Linked DNA regions of Homo sapiens: region 1 is linked to region 2. Evidence: read pairs that join two places in POLR2A ChIA-PET (ENCODE). Cell type or tissue: A673. All regions are shown on one strand. Each heading gives the region's core, and the rest is flanking DNA. Links, peaks and the distances in the headings are about the cores only.

Region 1 (2,919 bases), core at 326-2,825, 410 kb before region 2:
AAAATGCAGTAAAAAAAAAAAAAAAGAATCAAGTGTAACTTATAATATGTGCAACTGGCCTCGGGGGCTTCCTGGCCTCTTCATACACTTGCCTTTCCTGTAACTTGGGCAGGGAATTGCTATCCCACTTGAGTCCCCCGGAGGCCTGGAGGAGCAGAGGAGTGGAATGAGCCCTGAGGTTGATGGAGCAGGGGCTGGCACATCCCAGTGGCCCCAGAGCCACAGAAGGAATTAACAAGTGTTCTGCTTCATTTTTCCAGGCTCCGTGCTGTGGACAGGCCTCCTGGACAAGCCCTCAAATGAGTTCTGCAAATGGGCTTCCAAAATCAATAGGCTGCAAAAATCTATCTGGCCTGCAAAATCTTCCTCAGTCTCCTTCACATCCATCAATGCCCCCCTCTCCCTGGCGCAGGCATGTCCCTCCGCTCCGCACTGCTTGGCGGTCACAGCACTGGCCTGGGATCTGGCAGGTTAGCTCAAAGCTGCAAATATGGGGACCTGTGAAATGATACCAGAAGCGAGCCATAAAAAAAGCTTGAACAAACACATCTCTGTGGGAATCGTTCCGGGCCTGCTGGTGCTCGTGGCTACCCTCAGCTATTGAGATGTTGCCTTTCCCTCTTTGGGTGTGGTCCTAGAGAGTTGAATGTCTTCCAGTTACTGTTTAGGTCTTGCTTCATAATATTAACAGCTACCATTTATTGAGCAAATGCTGTGTGCCAGGCATGGTTCTCTGAACTTCAGAACCATTAGTCCTCTCCTTAAAAAACAAACAACAACAAAAAACAGCCCTAAAGTATTGGCCCTGTTTTACAAATGAGGAAACTGAGACTCAGAGAAGTATTAAACTTGCCCAAGTGAAAAATGAGCTTTATGGCTTAGCTGGGATTCTAACACAATTCTGTCTTCCTGGGAAGCCTGCGCTGGTTTCATGTTACAGAAGCAGAGACTTTGAAGAGCCAATCAAACCGAGGTGTGAAGTCAGAATCATTGCCTCTGCCATGTCCCCGCCATCATTTCTCAAGTCCAGGCTCTCTCTAAAGCCTTTATCCGTCTCCCAACAAGAGGTGAGACTGTCTATTGTCTATCCCCCGACGTGGCACACAGAAGCAGGTGTTGGTGAATTTCTGTCATCTCCTGGACCAGAGGGAGAGTCCATCACAGGAAGAGAATGAGCTGTTGGTATTGCAACTGACCCACCCCAAACACTGCCCCTGTGGTGTAGGGCTTACTAAATACTGAATCCATGAATAAGCCCGCCATTCCAATAGCCCGCTACCTCTGTCTAAGATGAGTCCAGATCACTAGGTGGAAGCACACCTCAGTTTAGGGAACTGCATCGTTAATTTTTGGAAACAGCTGGAGTTCCATGTTGAACCTGTGTATACAAAGCCAGCTCAGAGCTCCATGGTCACTTGCAATGGAAGAGAGTTTTTATTATGTAAGCAGAATGTATTTTTGAACTAACTGGTTTTCCTGAAGGCATTCAATTCTTAGGGTTGTATTTTACCGCGAAAATTATAATGGGTTATTGAGAGCAAGCTGTACATTTCTAATCTGACAGGCAATTGGAAATATGCATGCTGAGAATGAAAAGCATGTTGCCGTGTTTATGGAAAACGGAGACACTCTTGTGATTAAGGACTGCTACATGGAACTCATCGCCAGGGTTTGTCTACTGCGGTTGAGTAGAAGAAACAAAACAAACAGCTCTGGACACATGGAGAGCCATCCATCCCACCCCTTACTGTGAGGAAATGGTAGACGTCAAGCTGTGACTTCAAAAGGAAATCCCCGTTTTGTCTTGCCAATGGGACGTGAAGACTAGTTAAGCAATTACATCCAAGCTGTACCTTGATTTTGCATTCATCTGAGCTATTCGCGGAACTCAGTGGTGAGTTTTCTGGTAAAAATGGCTCTAGAATTACAAAAATTTCAGTTCACAGATACTTGAAAATGTTACATTGCAAAAAAACTCAGTATTCTAAAACTAACTGTTCAAGTTGGGAGACAGCCAAACAAAGATTGAAAACCAAGCCTCCGGCTGTTGGTAAACCCAAGGACCCTGGTACGTTTACTGCGGGATGATACTGGAGGTGCATCCAGGCTATCCGAGAGGTCTTCCTCGTGCACAGAGCTCTACTGAGCACCTGGGGAGGGGGCATGGTAGGACTGGAAGAGGCGACCTGCAGGACTGGCCCAGCTAAGTTCCCCACTTTAGCTCCCTCCCTCAAGGCCCGCAGCCACTCATCAGCATGCCCAACTCAGGCCTGCCTCAGGGCCTTTGCACTGACATTGCCTCTGCCTGGCTCGCTCTTCCCCCAGCTCCTGCTATGGCTCACTCCTTACCATTCAGGTCTCTGCTCAAATATCCTCTCCTCTGAGAGCCTTTCCCAGCCACACTATCAAATCAGTTCCTCTTCCTCCTCTCAGCCTTTGCCCGTGACCCTCTTCTATTTTTCTCATAGTAGTTGTCACAATGTGAAGTGATATTATGTATTCATCTGTGCACTTGTTTCCTTTATTCTCTGCCTCACCCATTGGAGTGCAGTGCTGTGAGAGCAGAGATCACTCTTGTTTAGGGTTGTAGACCCAGGTCTCAGAAGAGGGCTGGCTTCTGGGGTCAGGAACCCCTTTGGCCTCTGATGAAGCCCATGGACCTTTTCTCAGAATAATGCTTTTAATTTTTTTTTATTTCAATAGGTTTTTGGGGGAACAAATGATGTTTGTTCACTACTTGTTACATGGTTAACTTACATGGATAAGTTCTGAACTTACATGGATAAGTTCTTGAGTGGTGATTTCTGAGATTTTGGTGTGCTCATCACCCAAGCAGTGTACACTGTACCCAATGTGTAGTCTTTTATTCCTTCTACCCTTCTAGTCCCCAAAGTCCATTGTATCACTTATGTCTTTGTG
Region 2 (2,919 bases), core at 209-2,708:
CTATGCTATTAAAAGCATTCATGAATGTGACTTTCGACGGCTGCATACTATTCTACCATTTGTTAACCACATTTCCCCAGCCATTCCCCTACTGTTGGCTGTTTAGGATGAACCCAATTTTTACTTCAGTTTGTGAGTAAATATGTAATGACTACCCTGAGACTAAATGATTGTCAGCATTTTATCTCTTTATCTCTCCCTAGTGCAGGAGCCCACAAACGTTTTGGTAAAAGGTCCAGGTAGTAACCATTTCAGGCTGCATGGTCTCTTACAGCTACTTACCTGTTCCTTTGCAGAGTCAAAACAGCTGTAGACAATATGTAGATGAATGGACATAACTGGGTTTCAGTAAAGCTTTATTTACTCAGACAGAATTTGGTCTACAGCCATAGTGTGTCAACTCCTGTTTTAGTGTATTCAATTTGATGCTTATAGGTTTCAAAACTTTTTTGGAATTAGGAAGGTAATTAATGAGAAATCAATTGCAGTATTCTCTCCAAATGAGTCCTTTATAGGTAATAGGTCCAAACAGCCTCACTGGCAGCAGTTGCCAGCCAGCCTGGAGAACAGAGGATGGTTCCAAGCCTGTGGCTCTCTTGGTAGGGTCAGACAGGCCATCTCCCAGGCTGTAAAGCCCCAGGGAAACCATCACCTGGCCCTGAGCAAGTGCAACTGTGACATTATTTACCCACATGTCAGCTCTGTTTACCAAGAATAATTATAAAGAGCCTCACCCATGTTTGTACCTGTGTATGCCAGACCATCACTAGTTCTAGCCTCCAGCCAGCCAGGTAACAAGCCAGAAAAGCAGAGCAAGGGAAAAAATGTGGTGAAACGAGTCCAGCTGTCTTCACAGAGCTCAATCCTCCAGTTCTTAGTGGCTGGGTTCCACCTCCTCAAACCCAGTTCCTTTGAAAGTTTGAAGTAAAACAAGCTGATGATGAGAATCACTGAACCTCTGATTTTTTGATCATTTCAAACCCCTTTGTAGCTGTTGCGTGTGTACCTCAAAGGGAGAGGATGTTTGCGTGTTTCTAAGTAGTGCCAAAAATTCATGTTTGTGCATGTATATGCACACAGAATTGTGGGTGAATTCCCTCACTCTAGGAATAATCAAAAGGTAGCTTAGAAGTAAGGGTGTTCATATATTTTCATGGGTGTAAGAAGTGCAAATAGTTGGCATTAAAGCCCCCATCAGCCTGCCTCTTTCCAGGGCAGGGAGAACATTTTCAGATGGCCATGCTCTGAATTAGAGTAGCGTGAAATGTTTCCTAAAACACTAGGAGGTAGTTTCTGAACATGTACCGCCATTATGACAACTATAATATTGAGTAAAAAGCCAGACAGGCCTTTTATATTGTAACCTGAGATGTGATTTTTTTTTTTTTAAGGCTGTATCAGGGTTGTCTCAAGTTCTCTGGCTGTGAACTTCAACTTATTTATAATTTATTGCTCATGAGGAAGAGCTAATTTGGGGTTATTATATTTTGTCTTGAAGCTGATATTTGAGTGAGTAGCAGACTCATGGCCCACCCACTCTAGGGTTTGCCAACGATAGATTTGCTTCTTTATCCTTAAAGTCAGTTGAGGAATTTTAGAGGGGAGAAGACAAATGTTGGTAGAAAAATGTTAACTTAATAATATGGGCAAAGATCAGATTTCCCTCTTTCTGGCTGCCTCCTGCTTGGAATCCTTTTGTTGACTTCTTGAAACTTCCTGTGATTTATAGAACCCCTTTCCTGTAGGCCGAATGCCTTTTGATTAAGAAGCGAACCACAGCTCCGAAACCACAGAGACAGCTGGTGTTTGAATTACCCGGAACACTTACTGCTATTTTCCGCTTTGTTGTGCGAAGACACGTCATTTTCATGCCACAAGTTGCCCCAAACACAAGCTGGCACACCACTGCCCAAGACAACTGCTGCTCCATCTTCTGTGTGCCTTTGACCCTCAGAGTTCTTAAAGAAGACAGTCTTTGGACTTCTTAAATGGGTGGGTGGGTGGGAGAGTGTATTCTGGATTCTTTCCCACTCTAAAATTCAGTGATTATTTAAGACACTGGGATCCTGCCAATATCAACTATTTAGAATAGGGATTCCAAGGGAGCGTGGGGGGATCTGTGTCCCTAGAGGACCAAATCAGGGTGTGGGGTGGTTGGGGTTGGTGGTGGTGGTGGGAAATGGGGTGTGTGTGTTTAAAACAAATCAGGGATTACCCCTATTGGTCAGATTTTTGATGTAGTTTTTATTTCAAAGAACAGTAAAAGAGAACATGCTGTTTTCATTGGTCAAAGGGGAGCGTAGGTAAAGAAAGGTTGAGAAGCACTCATGTGGAATGACTAGACCAAGCTTACAAATGGGAAAACACATATTAATATATATTGGATGATCTCTGCTCTCAGGCCCTTCTAGGCCTCTGATGTGTCTAGAATCACCAGTATTGGAGCCCTTCCTGTGAGACAGATTGACCATCAGGACTCAGTAAATGTGTCTGTGGCACCTGGGAGGGAAAGCAGATTGAGGCATCATCACTCAGGAAGGTAAAAAGGGCCTCGTGTTATCACTGGGCTTGGAAAGCAGATCCCTATCAGCCTGGGACATGGGCAGGTGGGTTTTTGATACAGAGGGAGGTAATAGTCTAATGTAGGGGTTGGCAGACTACAGCCTATGGGCCAATCTGGCCCACTGCCAGCTTTTGTAAATAAAGTTTTATTGGAACACAGCCATGCCCATTTGTTTACATATTGTCTCTGGCTGCTTTTGCACTACAATGGCAGAGCTCAGTTGTTGAGACAGACTGTGTGACCTCCAAAATGAAAATACTTTCTGTCTAGTGTATTATAGAAAAAGTTTGTCAACCCCTGCTCCAGTGTATGGGTCAGAGGAGAATATTCTGGATGGTTGTCAAGAGGGAAGATGA

What was found. Peaks named below come from ENCODE experiments on the same cell type or tissue, not always from the same donor. Only the 100,000 strongest peaks of a DNase experiment are listed, where the experiment ranks them.
Region 1: POLR2A ChIA-PET joins it to region 2 with 5 read pairs; 1 of 35 experiments calls an interaction of 5 or more read pairs at or near these places.

The regions. Positions count from the first base shown.
Region 1 is chr10:121,653,155-121,656,073 of GRCh38, reverse strand. No RefSeq gene overlaps it. Among named protein-coding and RNA genes, the nearest start is that of FGFR2, 56 kb to the right of the region's middle. In A673, for the core only: no CTCF peak of the experiment used is centred there; a DNase peak (open chromatin) is centred at 1,753.
Region 2 is chr10:121,243,827-121,246,745 of GRCh38, reverse strand. All of the region lies in intron 1 of LOC105378523 (a long non-coding RNA gene), which reads left to right. Among named protein-coding and RNA genes, the nearest start is that of LINC01153, 67 kb to the right of the region's middle. In A673, for the core only: no CTCF peak of the experiment used is centred there; a DNase peak (open chromatin) is centred at 1,675; H3K4me3 peaks cover 643 bases; H3K27ac peaks cover 1,857 bases.